Linked DNA regions of Homo sapiens: region 2 is linked to region 1. A link is a loop called in an ENCODE intact Hi-C map of the cell type or tissue named here. Cell type or tissue: gastrocnemius medialis. All regions are shown on one strand. Each heading gives the region's core, and the rest is flanking DNA. Links, peaks and the distances in the headings are about the cores only. Region 1 overlaps MYO5B (myosin VB). Region 2 overlaps MYO5B (myosin VB).

Region 1 (2,918 bases), core at 153-2,652:
CATTCTCCCACCTCAGCCTCCCGAGTAGCTGGGACTACAGGCACCCGCCACCACGCCCGGCTAATTTTTGGTATTTTTAGTAGAGTCAGGGTTTCACCATGTTAGCCAGGATGGTCTCGATCTCCTGACCTCGTGATCTGCCTGCCTCGGCCTCCCAAAGTGCTGGGATTACAGACGTGAGCCACTGCACCCAGCCACCATGATGCCCTAAATTTTAAAAAATGTATGGATGAAGCAGTATCTATCAAAGGAAGAATACAAGACTTGTATCTTACTGGTGGCATGCCAAAGAGACAGTGTGGTATAGAGAAAGAGGATGGGTTTTGGAATGAGGGACTCACATGCACCTGGCTGAAATGCCAGCTGTACTACTGGCCAAGGAAAAATCATTTTATTTGAATATACTTGAATATACTCCCTTGCTGCAAAATAGTTTCCAAGAACAAGTGAAATAAGTGAGTTTGAAAAGTGATGTTTATTTGGTCTGACAGGCTACACATTCTATATGTGTATATCATAGTTCACCCCTAGCTAATGACAACATTAGAATAAGTCTGAAAAGCATAAAATCACAGGAAACACGTGCCTCTGTTGCTCACTTTCATCTAAACCTGCAGCTTTCTGAATTCCAGTGTATTTTGGACATTAGCAGTTCTATAAACTTCAGTTGATATAGAATGTATCATACAGCTCCCATATAACCTGGATCTGGAATCACAGAATATAGGAGTAGCAGGAGATCCTAGGGATAATCTTCCAGACCCTTATTTTAAGAGCAAGGGAATTGGCACCTTCCCATTTACACCGAGGAGTGCCCTAACCAGTGCTCTGTCTCCCTCTGTCTGGCCTGTCTGCCCACGATGGGGTGGGCTGGGTGGCACTCCCCGGGTTCTTTCTGTGATGGTATCTCATCTGAGATGGAGACAGCCCTGCTTGGGAATAGCCAGCAAGAGGAAGGGACAGATTCATTTCGCTGCTGCCTATATCACACTACACCTGAGAGGCTTATAAATAGCGCTTAGCACTCCAAGGGCCACTGTTTAACTGAAGTGGGAAAATGATATTGGATATTAAATGTACTAAGTACTTATCTCTTACACTATCAGAAGGTTCATTTTCATCTTACCAAGTAGGCACTTGGGACTCTACCTGCCAAATGCCAATTACACAGTTTCCAGTGAATATTCATGACAGCCTTCCTGAATGGCTTGGTTTCAGTTCTGGGCTGTGGCTGAGTGGTGCCCTGGCCTGGTAGGGAGGGTATGGTAGAGTAAAATGTCACCACCTGGTGGCAGACTGCATGAGGACATCCCTCTGCCATTTTCACCCCAGGAACCCAGGACCTGCTCAGTCCTTGGGCCTGGAGAACCCCTCACACAAGTGCCCTGCCTCCAGGTGCCTGAGACACATCTCCTTCCCACTTTCAGGCCTGGCTGTCTTGTTGGAAGGGTTTGTAGACTCTCTTGCTTGGAACATTCCGGCCCAGCCCCTTCTTGCAGCAGAAATGTTATTTATAGTGTTCCCAACTTTGGGAGGAAGCCCTTGAATGTTAGAATAATTGTAATTATATGGCTCTGTTTTGAGCCCAAATCTGACTTATGGTAGTTTTCCATATACCTTCTCACCTGACTTGACTGCTATCTTAACCTACCTCTGCTCCCCAACCTTACTTTTCTCTCCCCACATAACCTTTCGTTCCCCGAATCTGATTTTTCTTTCCACTGGAGTCTTCCTCCTATCTAACTTCCCTCACTATAATAGGTTTTTTATATTAATATAGTTTTGTGTGTTTGTATCTCTTAGTATTCTGTTGTTTCATTTCGCTTGTTTGAATTTATCATGAAAATATACCATATTGAGTTGTTGTTGTTGTTGTTGATTGAGACAGTCTTGCTCTATTGCCCAGGCTGGAGTGCAGTGGTGCAATCTCGGCTCACTGCAACCTCCGCCTCCCGGGCTCAAGCAGTTCTCCTGCCTCAGCCTCCCAAGTAGCTGGGATTACAAGCACCCACCACCACACCCAGCTAATTTTTGTATTTTTAGTAGAGATGGGGTTTCACCATGTTGGCCAGGCTGGTCTCAAACTCCTGACCTCAAGTGATCCACCTGCCTCAGCCTCCCAAGGTGCTGTGATTACAGACGTGAGCCACTGCGCTCGGCACATATATACTATTATCATTTTAAGTCACCATTGTTTCCAAGATTCATTGTCACTGTATTTTTCTACCCTGTCTTCCAAGTATTAATACTCTCCATGGTACTTATACAAGTATCTTTGTTGGACAGAAATTATTTTAAAATTCTATGTATTCTCTAGCATAGTCCTTCTTTTTAAAAACTATTGTCGGTGATCTGTGTTTTGGTGATGGTGTTGACTATATGATTAGAGCATGTAGACACAGACAAGAAGCAGTAGACTGATTATCCCATTAGTGAACAGAATATATTCTGTTGACACACCTAAATCTTCAGATGATTTGTCACAGAGGATGAAATGATATAGAGGGGCTTCATGACCGGTTTGGAGATGGGATGTCCTTTCTGTGGTGGCTTGGCAAGCCAGGCTTCCCCTTCTTCCTGTTTTGCAACCATAGTGTGTGTTGGGCCTAAGTGAGTGTTGTTCCCACCTCTTCATCCTCTCAGGGAGTTTCCAATTCAGGTAAATAGAGTTGTACCTGTCTGAGGCTCAACTCCCTCCCATTCCCCACACACACAAGTCAGTCCCCTTCCTGTGGGTGAATCATGGAAGGCTGAGCATAGGGCAGGGACGACAAAGTTTGCAGGCAGTAACTTGTACAACTCGAAGGGGGCTCCAGATGGTGTGCTCAGCCGGTACTGCTATACATAACAGCCCTTGCTGAGGACTTCCTCTTAAAATCCAGGTGCCAGACCACTCATCCAAGTCCTTGTATGTGAGA
Region 2 (2,918 bases), core at 265-2,764, 88 kb before region 1:
TCTGTTCCTCCTGTTCCCTAAGTCTCTACTGTGTGTCCCACTGTTGCTAAGTATCCTTGAAGCACAGTCTTCCTGTGTCACTTATCCACTCTGGAACATCAAACAGCTGCCTGTGTTGAGAAGCCTCCATGATCCTGTCCCACTCTACCTGTCCAAACCTACTTCTCATTATTGCTTGACATGCCTTTTTTGTTTCAGGTGTTTTGGGTTTTATTGTATCAGTTGTTCTTATTCTGAACAGTAGGTACAAAAGATATGAACACTGTTGTGTCTTAGGTTGGAAATGTGCATCCTCAGACTTTAAGAAACTCCAGATTGAGACAAGCTTGGATGCGGATTGAATTCATGGTCAGAAGATGAATTAAATGGAAAGAAAAAAAGGCAACTTGTGCTTGAAGCCTCTAAGCAGTTGCTGAGACTCATTCAGCTCTTGTAGTTGTGCTTGGATCATTCATATAAAGGCCGTTTTAATCTGTTCTTCAGATTCATTCAGGGGAGTATAAAGGTTTACAACTTTGACAGTGGGGCTGGGTGTTGACAGAGGTGACTAGGAAGCTGGTGGCCTTGGCATCCTTAGGGTTTTCTTCTGGGATTACAGGAGCTGGACTGCAAGGATCAGAGGTTCCATCATCTGAACTGCTGTCCTTTGGTGAAGGTTTCTTTCCCAGCTGCTCAGTTGACCACTGTTGGTACCTGGATTGCTTATGCTCCAAGAGCATGTATTGGAGTCATTACATTGATGATACAGAGGAGCTTACTACATTGTCCATGTTATCTATGTTATTTCATTTCTGTTTCTAAGACTTTCTTTTTCTTCTGCATAAATCCTACCATCTCTGCAAGCCTTTCCCAGTTAATCCAGTCCCCATGCCACTGTGCTTCCAATCTGTACCACACAGTTGGACATTTACCTTTTCAAAGCTAAGTTGTAGTTTGTAAGCTACTTGAAGTTAAGGCAGTCTATTTCCTTGTTGTGTATTTGCTTCCTCACAGCCAGCCTAGTAACCAGTAGATATTTTGGTATTGATTTTGATGGGACTCTTTAGGACATCTAATATGAATGTTATAACTTCATTGGAATCCATAGAACATGGCAACTAAGTTTGGAGCCTGTAACTCCAAAGCAACGATTGCTAGTTTACACCTTGCCCCTTAAACAATTGGAACAATACACCTATAAGATAAAAAAAAACCTGATTTTAAGTAACATAGTGTTTCCACGAATCTGTTGGTATTAACTGTTGTTGAAGTATACCCCTAAGTAAGTAGACAAACTGACCTGCTTGATGGAGGATGTTGGATATAAGCAAGTTATATTGTGGAGTAAATGTTAAAGCAAATATTTTATTTCGAAGGGAATTCTTTACTCTGACTTCCAGAGGTGCTCTCTTGGCTTAGACTTTGAATGTGGTTCAGGGTGTGAGAAGTTGGTCATTCTTGTCCTTTCCTGACTCATACCACTAGCCTCTTTGGCAAAAAGCAGTGTGTAGTTTCTTTGTTTAGGGTAGAGCATTAGTTTCCAGGGTGGTGACTTTTCTTTGCTGGTCTGAAGTCATGCTGTCTCCAGTTTCCTGTTTCATTCTCTGCTCCTCCTCAGTTTCACCAGGGTGTGTGATCCACTGCCCTCATTTCCTTGTTGGCAGTGGGTCCTTTGGCACCTGCGGCTGCTTCATGGGCAGTCAGGGTTTGCCTGTAGGCCCCGAGAGGCTTGGGACTTGCAACAGAAGTTTACCATCCTTCCCTAAGCACTGGCTTGTGTCATTTGATGACTACTTATTCAGAACCTGGAACTTTCTGCCTGTGAGGTCGACATACCCATCATGCTTATTGCCTGGAGAGGAAGCCCTACATTCTGCTGCTGCTGCAGAGTGATGATTTTTAACAGACCAGAACTTACACATCTAAATGAGTGTTGTTGTTCAGTGAAGTCACCTTAGGACAATGATTTAAATAACACCGCGATTTCTCAAGAAGTTTGGAACTTCTCTTATGGTTGAGTTCAAAGCCATTTTATGTTATATGTGGCCCAAACAAGTTTTATTAGTACAATTAAATCTTTATTGAGGACTTTTGATGGACCACATAGTGAACTTGGACTGGGAATCAAAAGAATGGTAAGGCAGGGTGTCTGCCTTCACTGTGCCTGCAGTCTGGCTGAGATGCACATGTGAGCCACACTAGCACAAGCCAGCATGCACTGGCCTGTCACAAGAGAGGTGAGATCAATTCTAGGGATGCGGAGGTGGGAGTGATGACATCTGTGGGGAATGGGGATGGGAGGAAAGTCAGGGAAGACACCAGCAATGAAAGACTGGGAGGATTTGAGAAGAAAGATAGGGGAGGAAGGACAAGGGAACCATATCAACAGCAGTGTTGAAAATCTGGGGACTTGCCTGGGAAATGAAGTCATTTCACTGGACTGACAATGCATGCTGCAGTGTTGGTTTCCCTTCATAGGTGGAGCCAGGCCCAGCATAAGCACTGACCCTGTGGATGGATGCCAGGTGAGGCTGGCAGGTCTGCTGGCCCAGGTGTTGTCTCCCGCAGGAGCTGGGAGCAGACGTTGTCTGAAGGTAGGGGTATATTGTAGCCATGCTGAGGAGCCAGCATAGAAGCCAGTGTTGGACCTAGGGAGCTCCAGCAGGAAGACACTGGGGAGAGACATTGAGAAGAGGAAATAGAAATGCAAGGCAGGGCAAAGGGGGTTTGATGATGACGGTGATGATGATTTTTTAAGAGTATGTATTGTGAACAAAGTAGGAAAGGACTTGTGCTTATTTACAGTGGACAGACTGGTGCTGGGGCAAGTGGGTACATCGTAGAAGTTAGGATGAAGGAGAGATGGAAATGGTGACCAGTGGAGATCAGCCTCAATGGCTTTCAATACAGACTAAGAAGTGTGACCTTGATCCAGGAGG

Evidence for each region. Hi-C counts contacts between places; a loop is a spot of excess contacts. Peaks named below come from ENCODE experiments on the same cell type or tissue, not always from the same donor. Only the 100,000 strongest peaks of a DNase experiment are listed, where the experiment ranks them.
Region 2: a loop joins it to region 1, with 4 times the contacts of the local background. A loop is called at or near these places in 1 of 110 quality-filtered maps.

Annotation. Positions count from the first base shown.
Region 1 is chr18:50,008,339-50,011,256 of GRCh38, reverse strand. The region is part of intron 4 of MYO5B (myosin VB); the gene reads left to right. Among named protein-coding and RNA genes, the nearest start is that of MIR4320, 120 kb to the left of the region's middle. In gastrocnemius medialis, for the core only: a CTCF peak has its summit at 1,288; a DNase peak (open chromatin) is centred at 1,276.
Region 2 is chr18:50,096,542-50,099,459 of GRCh38, reverse strand. The region is part of intron 1 of MYO5B (myosin VB); the gene reads left to right. Among named protein-coding and RNA genes, the nearest start is that of MIR4320, 29 kb to the left of the region's middle. In gastrocnemius medialis, for the core only: no CTCF peak of the experiment used is centred there; a DNase peak (open chromatin) is centred at 1,659; H3K27ac peaks cover 708 bases.